Linked DNA regions of Homo sapiens: regions 2 and 3 are each linked to region 1. Evidence: chromatin contacts called from ENCODE Hi-C or POLR2A ChIA-PET data. All regions are on one chromosome and are shown on one strand. The core of a region is the stretch at or near the end of the contact, and the rest is flanking DNA. Distances in the headings are between cores, read along the strand shown.

The links. Hi-C counts contacts between places; a loop is a spot of excess contacts on that map. ChIA-PET counts read pairs that join two places held with the same protein, here RNA polymerase II (POLR2A). Pooled maps may share reads with other maps.
Region 2: a loop to region 1 is called in a pooled map, with 2.8 times the contacts of the local background. The contact joins the promoter of SNRPA1-DT here to the enhancer-like site in region 1. A Hi-C loop is called at or near these places in 2 of 37 single-sample maps with no recorded cell type and 7 of 50 pooled maps. POLR2A ChIA-PET finds 5 or more read pairs at or near these places in 4 of 52 experiments (H1, MCF 10A, activated CD4-positive, alpha-beta T cell and 1 more).
Region 3: a pooled map shows a loop between it and region 1 (3-fold over the local background). The contact joins the promoter of SELENOS here to the enhancer-like site in region 1. A Hi-C loop is called at or near these places in 1 of 37 single-sample maps with no recorded cell type and 8 of 50 pooled maps. POLR2A ChIA-PET finds 5 or more read pairs at or near these places in 5 of 52 experiments (A549, Caco-2, H1 and 2 more).

Annotation. Positions count from the first base shown.
Region 1 is chr15:101,187,492-101,191,184 of GRCh38, forward strand. All of the region lies in intron 2 of CHSY1 (chondroitin sulfate synthase 1), which reads right to left. Among named protein-coding and RNA genes, the nearest start is that of LRRK1-AS1, 37 kb to the left of the region's middle. RefSeq lists an enhancer at 1,997-2,884. Within about 2 kb of position 1,805, at least 12 of the 41 ENCODE cell types and tissues checked have a DNase peak (open chromatin) inside an H3K27ac peak, as active enhancers do.
Region 2 is chr15:101,293,567-101,297,259 of GRCh38, forward strand. It overlaps SNRPA1-DT (SNRPA1 divergent transcript), which reads left to right and starts at 1,782. Exons shown (of 2, transcript NR_186319.1): 1 at 1,782-2,163. It overlaps SNRPA1 (small nuclear ribonucleoprotein polypeptide A'), which reads right to left and starts at 1,682. Exons shown (of 9, transcript NM_003090.4): 1 at 1,531-1,682. The coding sequence starts at 1,612. RefSeq lists enhancers at 636-1,267, 1,831-1,880, 1,941-2,030 and a silencer at 1,411-1,600.
Region 3 is chr15:101,275,592-101,279,284 of GRCh38, forward strand. It overlaps SELENOS (selenoprotein S), which reads right to left and starts at 1,894. Exons shown (of 6, transcript NM_018445.6): 1 at 1,751-1,894; 2 at 950-1,084. The coding sequence starts at 1,826. RefSeq lists a silencer at 1,770-2,099.

The DNA of each region.
Region 1 (3,693 bases), core at 555-3,054:
AACAAACAAACAAACAAACAAAACTCCAGAATATTTTGATAGTACCAAATTCAAAGTTTAAGAGGATTTTATTATAAGGTATTTCAATAATCTATAATTTGGCACATCACCTAGAAGAATATTATAAAACAGAAAGTTAGAAGTACTGCAGAAGAAAACACAACTCAATCTAGACAGGTTAACTTAATACTCACAAGAGTATTCCTTGCTTAAAAAAAACTCAGCAAAGAAACCTTCTTAAGATGCTTATAGTGGCACTGATGACTTCATTTAATTTCCACTGTCCATGAAACAACCCTTAATCTTTGTTATAAAAAGTGCCTCCATATCCTTCAACTCCAGCAAAGCCATCTCCCTTCCTGTGAGATGTTTCAGGGCTCTGCGTCATTCTCCAGTGAATCTGAGAGGGGCTAATACCAAGGTCACGCTATTCCCAGGAACTTCTAGCCCAGCTGGGAATAACCATCAACTACCCATATCTAATCTTTGGTTAACAAATACCTTCCACAGTCTTCATTAGCAAATGTCCTTCTTGTCCGCTGCAAGGAGAGCCAACATTCTCATTAAGTCCTCGTTCTTCCTGTTAACTGTTTACATGACTGTCCTTCAGCACGTACACGGTTCAGCCTCAGCTACAGACCATCACTGCTACAGAGCGACAACTTCCCATTCGGACTTAGGCAGCGTTTCAGTTCATTACAGAGAAGTGGTTTTCTCACCCTTTTGTCCTGAAAAGTGGTTCAAAGAAAGTAAGCGTTGTCTAAATGTCAAGAGACCGTAACTGCTGGTAGCCAGTCACGAGTTTTAAACATTTAAATTACATTCTCATATGCTTCCAGGTAGGCTCCACGGGTAACTTACTGTCCCAAGCAGGACCTTGTGAGATGAAAGAGTGGGTCTGTTAATAATCAGGCCGAGACCACCAGCATAAACGGTGGCGGTCCAGACTCTCAGGACGCATGGTTATCCCACTGTCCCTGCTAGGTCTTTCCTAATTAGTTTTGTGTAGGCTTTGCCAATTTTCATCTAATTAAGTTCAAGGATTACGTTTTGTGTTTTAAAAACTGAAATTGTCATGGAAATTAAGCTGGGACTTTAGTGGTTAAAAAAAAAAAGAGAATTATTATGAATGAGTCCTGAATGGTTACTAATTCTGAAACCTAAACACCTTTTAGAGAAGCCTGACTCATTTCAAAATAATTTTGAGAATTAAGCTTAGCAAAGTAAAACAAAAGCTGTTGCTAGTAATTCAAGGCTTCTGCATAAGACTATAAGTAAAGCGATAAAACTGAAACAATATATTTTGCAACTGAACATTCCATGTCTACATCATCAGCAGAGACTGTGGTAGGAGACCCTTATCTGCAGTCCGAAAACTATCTAAACTCCCATGTCTTCCCTTCACAAACATCTGATCTGGGGCAATCAGTTGAATGCACCAGGCATCGCCTTAACAAAAAAAAAATGAAGTGGCAGACGTGGCAGCATGATGCAGGATGAATACATGCAGAACCATCTTTAAACAGATGAGGTCCTGTGCACACACGGCACTCAATATTTACTGAACGCTCCCGTGAAAGGCGCCGTACCAGGCAGTGAAAGCCCAAATGTCACGTACAGAGAAGAAACAAGCGCGAACACAAGATCGAGCCGGCGAGCGTGGCGGGCGAAAGAGTCCCAGCCCGGGCCTGCCACGAAGCGGCCACCAGGCTTCTCTCCCAAGGTGTTTCTAAACCCGGCCCACCCAGCACCAGGTATGGCCCTCTGGCCTCCACGCCCGTGCTCTCTCAGCACCCTCTCCACTCCAGTCAACACGGACCACACACCAGCGTCACACGTGACCCAACATGTCTCTACGAGAACGTGATATAAGCTCTAGTCTAGGGGACTGCCAAAGCACAAACTAAATCAAAAATAAAATTAAAAACAAACTTACAGGGACAAGGTGGATGTAAGCCAGAAGGGATGGAGCTCGGGGGGACCAGGACGTGCCACACAGGCCCAGTGCAGCCGGGTTTAAAGGGAAGCTAGAAATCCAGCTGTTCTGTGTCAAGTCTAACTGAAGTGCTGGCAACCAGTTCAAGTGAGAGAGAAAGGGAAAGGGACAGAGAAAAGGAAAAGAGAGAAAAAAGAAATACAAGCCAAAGTATATCTGTGGGTCAAATATGACCTACAGATTCACCTCCTTCTAGGATATTTTTCATCTACACCTGACTTTTTGTAGAATCTTATTCGACATAAAGACATTCAACGCCGTGTTAACGTATAGCATTTAATGAAGAAATGTCTTACTTAAAAAACCCAACCACCCCCACCACCGCCTAAAGACTCCAGCGGCGCTGGGACAGTGGAGGCCTGGTGAGTGGGGACAGCACAGTGGCGCTGTGGGCGGGGAGCAAGGGTTCCCGCAGCCCAGCTCCACCACTTGAGTCCTCGGAGGAAGAGCAACTGCTCTAGAAGCCCTGGGGTCCCAACCCAGCTTTGGGTCATGCGTTACACTCAGAACTGTCAGTGTTTCTGTCATTACACAGTGTTGAGTGCGGTGGGGTTAAATGCCACAGGTTTGGACCCTAGGTTTTGAGCACGACCCCTGTGAGGCTGAAGACTCCACGTCTGCCATCTCCAGTTCATATGAAGTCTGAGGGGGGACTCTCACTTCACAGCTACCTCACAAAGGCACCATTCTGAAAGTTTTCTTTCAAAAAAGAGGGTAAGAAAAACACTGGAGAGGGGACTGAGGGAAGAAGAGGGAGTGGGTTTGTTTTTCTGGGGAAGGGTGGGTGGGGAAGGGAAGCTAGTAAAGCTTTAAATTCCATAGTGTCAAATTCCCAGGGAAGCAATATGAACAGTTTTCAGAGCATAGGCAACCAACAAAAGCAATCCCACGGAGAAGTGACAGGCTTTTCAACCCTTGGGGCTGGAACAACTGGACATCCAAATGCAGGAAGATGAAACGAGACACAGACCTTACCCTTCACAGGATCACAGGCCTAAATGCAAAAGGCAAAACTGCAAAACTCCTAAAGAAAACAGAGGAGAAAATCTAGACAACCTTGGGTTTGGTGATGACTTTCTAGACACAACACCAAAGACACACTCCATGTAAGAATTGATAAACTGGACTTAATTAAAGTTAAAAACTTCTGCTCTGCAAAAGACACTGCCAAGAGAATAAGACAAGTCACAGACTGAAAGAAAATATTCACAGACTTATAAGACTTATCTAAAATATACAAAGAATTTCTAAACTCAAAAATAGGAAAACAACCCAATTAAAAAGTAGCCAAAGGCTTTAACAAGCACCTTGCCGAAGTTACACAGATGGTAGAAAAAAGCATGTGAAAGTCATCATATGTCATCAGGGAGATGCAAATTCAAACAACGAGATGCCACGACACACCTAGTAGAAGGGCCGAGAGGAGCGACGCGAAATGCTGGTGAGGACATGGAACAAGAGGGACTCTCGCTCACTGCCGGGGAGAATGCAAAATGCTACAGGCACTTAGGAAGACAGTTTGGCAGTTTCCTACAAAACTAAACATACTCTTATAGGATCCAACAAGTGAGCTCCTTGGTATTTACCCAAAAGAGCTGAAAAGTTAGTGTCCACACAAAAATCTGCATATGGGCGTTTCCAGCACTTTTGTTCATAATTGCCAAAACTCAGAAGCAACCAAGATATCCTTCAGTTGG
Region 2 (3,693 bases), core at 532-3,031, 110 kb after region 1:
CAAACATTGTGGACGACAGTTCTCCACTCTTGCATCTCCACAGGCCAGATTCTTAGAACCCATCAGAACAGCCTCAACATATCACGACAGTTCTCCCTCCCCTCCCCCAGCTCCAATTCAGAATTGAAGATCAATGGTTTAAATACAGTAATAAATCTGTGAACACTCAAATGTTAATTTGTCTAATTTGGGCATAATTATTGTGTTAGGCACTATAAGAAAAGAAATATTCCGAAGAAGCAAGGTCTACTAAAAAAAGAACTTACCCAAAGTTAAAGGACACAATTCAGAGCTGTACTACACGTACTGCATCAAAATACGTATTCTCAACACTGCACATGCTCCATAAAGAGAAATGGCAGAGATCATCAAAAGTGGTGAGTTGGGCCGGGCGCAGTGGCTCAAGCCTGTAATCCCAGCACTTCGGGAGACCAAGGCGGGCGGATCACCTGAGGTCGGGAGTTCGAGACCAGCCTGACCAACATGGAGAAACCATGTCTTTACTAAAAATACAAAAAATTAGCCGGGCGTGGTGGCGCATGCCTGTATTCCCAGCTACTCGGGAGGCTTGAGACACAGGAATCACCTGAACCGGGGAGGCGGCGGTTGCAGTGAGCCGAGATCACGCCACTGCGCTCCAGCTGGGGCGGAAAGAGCGAGACTCCATCTCAACACAACACAACACAAAACAGTGGGATTTCCCAAAGGTCGGCAAGAAATCTAAGCAGATCCCGCAGCGATGCTGCTCCGAGGCCATAGGTCCCCATGGGAACAAATCTCAGGCTACGACAGCATGGTCTTATCCTCAGAGAAGTTGCTCTATCACGTCCCTTTTAAAGCCGTCTCCTGAAATGCCAACTAGCTAGCTGCCCTCCCAGTATCTTACCAAGTCTTGCTAAGGTTGAAATAGTACAGGAATCTGAATAATTGCGAGCGCTTCCACAACTTACACACAGCACCCGGCGGTGCAAGCCTGGGTGACACAGTTCAATTTTTAAAACGTCTTCATATAGGGGAAACGCCAGACAATTAAAGCTACTAAGTAGAAAATACTGGAGGAAACAATCGCGGTTGTTCGGGGACTTAGTTTCCTCCCTCACATTAGGAATAATGAACACATATCCTATCTACGCTCAAAATATCATCTGGCGGCAAGTATTAAGAACCAATCCCGCGCCCTGCACTTGCGTTACAACCATTAATGAGCCGCTCTTCCGGGCCCTCAAACAGCCAGCGGCGAAACAGCCAAGCAAGGCCTAACAGGGCCCCACGAGGACGCACCAGGAAGTAATGAAGTCACCCGTGCCTGTCAAGAGGCACGGCGCTAACAGAAGGCTCCCAGGAGCTTAACCGGATGCTCATCTGGCAACAACGGCAAGAATCAGGCCCGGCGTTCCCTGCGCAGCCCGGTCGGAGCCCAGACAACCGGCCCGCGGGCCAAGCTCCGGCCTTCGGTGCACGCGGCAAAGCGCGGAAAATAAGGCGGCTCGGTGCCGCCTGGGGACTGGCCGCCCACGCCCCCGGACTCACCCCGGAGGTCCAGCTCCCGGTCGCGCACCGCGTTGGTGTACTGCGCCGCCTGCTCGATCAGCTCCGCCGTCAGCTTGACCATCCTGCAGCCTCCCGTTCCCCCGCGCTGTGGAAAGCCCGTGGCCTCCCGCCAGCGAGACGTCCCAGCGTGCCCCGCGCCCCGCCGCCAGGCAGCACCAATCGCAGCCGCCGAGTGCGCGCGCAGCTCGACCGCCAGGCCGAAGCAATCGAAGAGCCACGCCTCCGGGGGCGTTCTTGCCGGAAGTCGTGGCGCGCGCACAGGGGATGTGTCTCGTTCTGGGTTGTTTCCTAGGGTGTGTTTCGGAGTCTGGAGGACCCCTGATTCCAGACGTTGGTGTTTAAAAGTTAAGGCGAATGTGGAAACACCCGAGGGGAACTTTCTCATGCATTAGCGCACCTCGAGGTGGGAGGGGAAGCGGTGACTGTCCTCCCTCCACCAGCCGTCGCGGGAACCCGTGGGGTTCAGTGAAGGGTCCAGCAGTTCAGGTGCCCGCCCCGGGCCTGGGCCTTGGCTCCGGGCTACAGTGTGAGATCCCGGGCTAGGTGGCCCGCCTGGGGCAGGTCGCCGGGACAACCCCACCGCCCCGCAAGTCCAGCCCGGCCTCGGGCACGGTAGGGTTTGCGGTTAAGCTTGTGACCTTTAGACTTCTGAATATTCATATGTATGAAATGTGATATACATAAAAGTGTGCATATCAGGAATTTACAGTGATTAATGACCAGAGTGAACACAGCTGCGTAGCCGACACCGGGATCCAAAACACCGCTATTCTGAAAGCCTCCCTCTTTCCCAAAAGGCAACCGCGAACTCAACACTACAAATTCGGTTTGCTTGCTTTTGCTATAAATAGAATCATGCAGTATGCTTTTTTTTTTGGCCTAGTTTCATGGAGTCTATATTATGTCTGGAGTCCATCCAGGTTGCATACAGAGATGGTTTGTTTGCTTTTGCTGCTGAAGAGAATTCCATTGTATATATTATACCATAAATTACTTATTCTGCTGTTGATAGACATCAAAGTTGTTTTCAGTTAGGGCTATTCTGAGTAATGCTACTATGAATTTTCTGGTACGTGGTTCTGATGCACGTTTGCATGAGTTTGTCCTGGAGTGGGACTGCTGGGACATAGGGTATATCTATCATCAATAAGTAATGCCCAACAGTTATGCTAAGAGGCTGAAATAATATACACACTCCAGCGGTGTGTAAGGGTTTTCATGGCTTCCAGCTTCAGCCTTCTTGGCATTTTAACTCTATAACTTCAGCTATTCTGATGGGTGTGTGGTGGTATTGCACTACTGCTTTGCTTTGCTTTTCTCTAATAACTAATGAAGCTGAGAACCTTCTCATGTGTATGGTGCCCATTCTGATAGCTTCCTTGGTTAAGTGTTCTTTCGAGTCCCTGGCTCATTTTTTTTTTTTCCTTATGGAGTTGTCTGCCTTTTTTCTTATTGATTTGTGGAATTTCTTTATATATTAGGGATATGAACACACTCTGTGGCTTGCCTTTTCACTCTTAATGGTGTTGATGATTAGATTTTTTTTTTTTTTTTTTTTTTTTTTTTTTAGACAGGGTCTCACTCTGTCACCTAGGCCGGAGTGCAGTGGTGCCATCAGGACTCACTGCAGCCTTGACCTCTCAGGCTCAAGAGATCCTCCCACCTCAGCCTCCCAAATAGCCGGGACTATAGGCACAGGTCAACAGGCCTGGCTAACTTTTGTATTTTTTGTAGAGACAAGGTTTTGATATGTGGCCCAGGCTGGTCTCCAACTCCTGAGCTCAAGTGATCCACCTGCCTCAGACTCCCACAGTGCTGGGATTACAGGCGTGAGCCGCCTCGCCTGGCTGAGAAGTTTCCAAGTTTTATGTAGTTCAATTATTTTCTTTAGGTTAGTGGATTGGGTGTGTGTGCATGTGCATGTGCCTTAGGAAATCTTCCCTTACCCCCATCATATTTTCCTATGTGGTCTACTAGACGATTGTTTTGCTTTTCACATTTAGTTCTGCAATCCACCCGGAGATGATTCTCCTTGAACTTTTATTGAAGTATGATATACATATAGAAGAATGCAAACTGAACACACCCAACCAACTAGCATCCTCGTAAGAACAGGACATTGCCACATTCCAGAAGCCCTCC
Region 3 (3,693 bases), core at 644-3,143, 88 kb after region 1:
TGTTAGAAATGCCAATTTCTGAGTTCCCCTGAGCAATTCCGATTCATAAAGCCTGGGATAGTGGCCACACAGAGCACATCTTGGATACCTCAGTGACACCCACAGTCTCTAGGCTGACTAGAATCCTGGAAGACTACCAAGGAAATATAAAGTTTTCTAAATCATTATCCATCCCTTAATTAGCGCAGAAGATTCTTAAGTATTTGTTTCTACAGAAAAGAAAAATCCTTCCAAATAGCATTATGAATAGAAATGAACTCATTTCTATTCATAACGTCTACTCATAGAGTCTCGCTCTTTGCAACAAGGCTAGACTCCATCTCATAGAAAAAAAAAAAAAAAAGAAAGAAAAGACAGTCTCACTCTGTTGCCCAGGCTGGAGTGCAGTGGCACAATCTCAGCTCACTGCAATCTCCAGCTCCCAGGTTCAAGCGATTTCTCCTGCCTCAGCCACCCTAATAGCTGGGATTACAGGTGCCCGTCACCACGCCCCACTAATATTTGTATTTTTAGTAGAGACAGGGTTTCACCATGTTGGCCAGGCTGTTCTCGAACCCCTGACCTCAAGTCATCCTCCTGCCTCGGCTTCCCAAAGTGCTGGGATTACAGGTGTGAGCCACCGCGCCCCACCGAGAACCATATACTTCCTACTTTTTTTTTTTTTTTTTTTTTAAAGACAAGGTCTCAATCAATTGCCCAGGCTGGAGTGTAGTGTGGCCCGAGCATAGCCCACTGCAGCTTTGACTCCCTGGACTCAAGTGATTATCCCGCCTCAGCCTCCTGAGCAGCTGGGACTACAGGTGCGTGCCGCCACTCCCGGCTATTTTTTTTTTTTTTAAATAGAGACAGGGTCTTCCTGTGTGGCCCCTCTTACTTTTACTAAGAGACTAACTCTTAATATAAAGGAGGTGCAAAACCACCGCTTTCATTTCGGTTATCAGGCACTAACCCACAGCAGCCGCAGCTCGGTCCAGCTGCCTCTGCCTCAAGGCTCTTAGCCGGGCGGAAAGCTTCTGAAAGACCACGTAGAGAAGGATGCAGCTGAAGACGATGTACCAGCCATAGGTGGCCAGCAGGGAGCCCACTGAAAAGAAAAACAGTTTTCAAAAAACTAAAAATGACACTACTAGTTGACCTTTCCATAAGACTCAACAAACACAAAGTGTAACTCCTGCCCTCAAAGCCTTCATGGTCTAGGCTGAGGAAAAAGCCTCCTAAGTAGATCGTTAAAACACGAACTCAAGAAGTGCGACAATTCAGGGATCACTGAGAAGTGAGACTTCCCAACCATCTGGGGAGTCGGGGGCAGTTAGAGTGTGGAGGGCACAGCAACTGGGTTTTGAAGAATGAAGAGCAACTAATCTGAATCAGGAAGGCAAAGGCCTTTCAGAGCCACATAGAAAGGGGTGACAGCGCGGGGAGTCAGGAGTGTGTATGGGGCTGTGTGGGACGGGTCCCAGAGGCAAACGCCAACGGCCGAGTGACCCCAGTAACTACCACAGGAAGGGCTTGGTTCGCAAAAAAGACTTGCGCAAACAAGGGACAGCCGAGCCGCCCAGGGAAGTGCGGCTCCCGAGAAGCCTCCGCGCAAGGTCCGGGCCTGCTGCCCAAGGTCCGCGTAAGCGCCAACGCCCGACCGTTCCCAGGCCTCCCAGGCTCCGGCGCCCGGTGCAGCGGCGGACGACCCACCCATCATGGCTGCGCGTCGCAAAAGTGGCGGCGCGCGCCCGGCTGCCCCGCAACGACTCACCCGTGGTGTGCAGGAAGCGCAGCCCCTCGGTCTCCAGGGCCGGCCGCGCGGACAGAGACTCCTCTTGGCGTTCCATGACCGCCGCCGCCGCCGCCGCCCAGCCCTGCCGCCGCGCCTCCAGCCGGGCGCTTCCGGTGCGCTCCTACGCACACGTGGCGCGCCCGGACGCGGTCGTGGTCCCGGCCAATCGCAGGCCGACCCCGCCCCGTCGCTGGGCCAAACGCAGGGGGGCGTGGCCGAGGGGCGTGGCGGGGGAGAAATCCCGGCTACGCTCGCCGGGGCCGGGACAGCGCGTGTGGGAACGTTCTGTGCTATCTCTTGGCTTGAGTCGGGGGTGGAGGACGGACCTCGTTCACGGATTTCTTACCGAATTTCTACTTTCTTTTTTTTTTCTAATTGGACACTGAAGCCAAGGAAGTCAGTGGTCGCCCGGAAGCAGGATTTGCACCCACATCCTTGCCCGGGGCACATTGGACAACAGGGCTCAGTTGGTTGACGACTCCCAGCATTTGAGGGTTGCAGCCAACGTCCACCCCAAGTGAAGACACGAAATGTGAGCAGCCTCCTGCTCCTGCTGCTGGTGATACCTTTCAGGCCAAGAAAGTCCCCACCGATCCTCAAGGTTCTTTCTCCAAAATCAAAGCCTTTTAGGAAAGAACGATCATAGTAACTGCTCTAACCTGTGTTGAATTATACTGTATCACCACAAGACACGATCACAGAGTTACTTATAATAGTGTCCTGGCTGTGTTCCTCTGCCTGCAACGCCGTCCCGCACCCTCTTCCACCACTCAAACGTCACCACCTTTATGGTGACCATAACCATCCTATTTGAAATGTGACCTTGGGTTTTTCTGGAGCATTTGAAGTGCACATACCTAGCTGTGTTTCAAAAGAAGGGTTGGGAATTGGGAATAGAACTGAAAAAATAATGAATAGGTGACAACATCCGAGTGCTGCGTCACCACTGTCGCCAGGAGCAGTGTGGGGAAGGCAAACCATGACATGAAGCGTGAACGCAATCAGTGTTTCTTCAATGCAGGTTTGCCAAGAAGTTCCTCAAGGGGGACAGCTGCAGGGATTTGAGCACTGACCTCATCAAGCTTTCCCAGCAGTGTGTTCAGAAAGCAATAAAGGGGACCTGGCATTCATGAGCCATAGCAAAGAGAAGCCTGAAAGCTCTTCTTCCCTGTTGGCCACCTTGAAAATGGACTCCTCAGATGAACCGAGGACTCTGGATGTTATCCATAAAGGCTGTGAAGATAGCTTATCGATTTAATGAGGAATTTTAGGAGGGAGAATTTCCTTCTTCATGTTTGCCTTTCCGTTGTAAAAGGTGATGAACCATCACCACTCTTTGCTTTGCTACAGATGATTTCTCACTTGCTCTGGCATCTTGCAGGAACATTTATGTGCTAAATTGAATGACTTCTATGGAATTAGTTGCAATTCTCAGTCCCAGATTAGCTTTAAATCCGCCTTACATCTAAATACTGATAAACTAGACAGGATGAGCAGGGTTGCCTCAACTATTTTGTTAGGCTGTGAAGGACATTAGGTATACCGTACTGGGGTCATAGTTCATGGAAAAAAATGGTTAGGGCCTCACTTTTCTCTCAGGAAACTCATACCAAAACAGTTTCAATCAATGCTTGGGAGCAGTTTTATTTTTATACAGTAACTTAACAGGATGGTTTAACACAAGAGTTCCCCATCTTGACAAGGTGTCAGATGAAGACTTGAGAGCTTCAAGAATGTTGCAGTGGGCCAGGAGTGGTGGCTCTTGCCTGTAATCCTATTGCACTTTAGGAGGCTGAGGCAGGAGGATCACTTGAGGCCAGGAGTTCAAGACCAGCCTGGGCAACACAGCAAGATCCCATCTCTACAAAAAAATTTGGCCAGGCACGGTGGCTCACGCCTGTAATCCCAGCACTTTGGGAGGC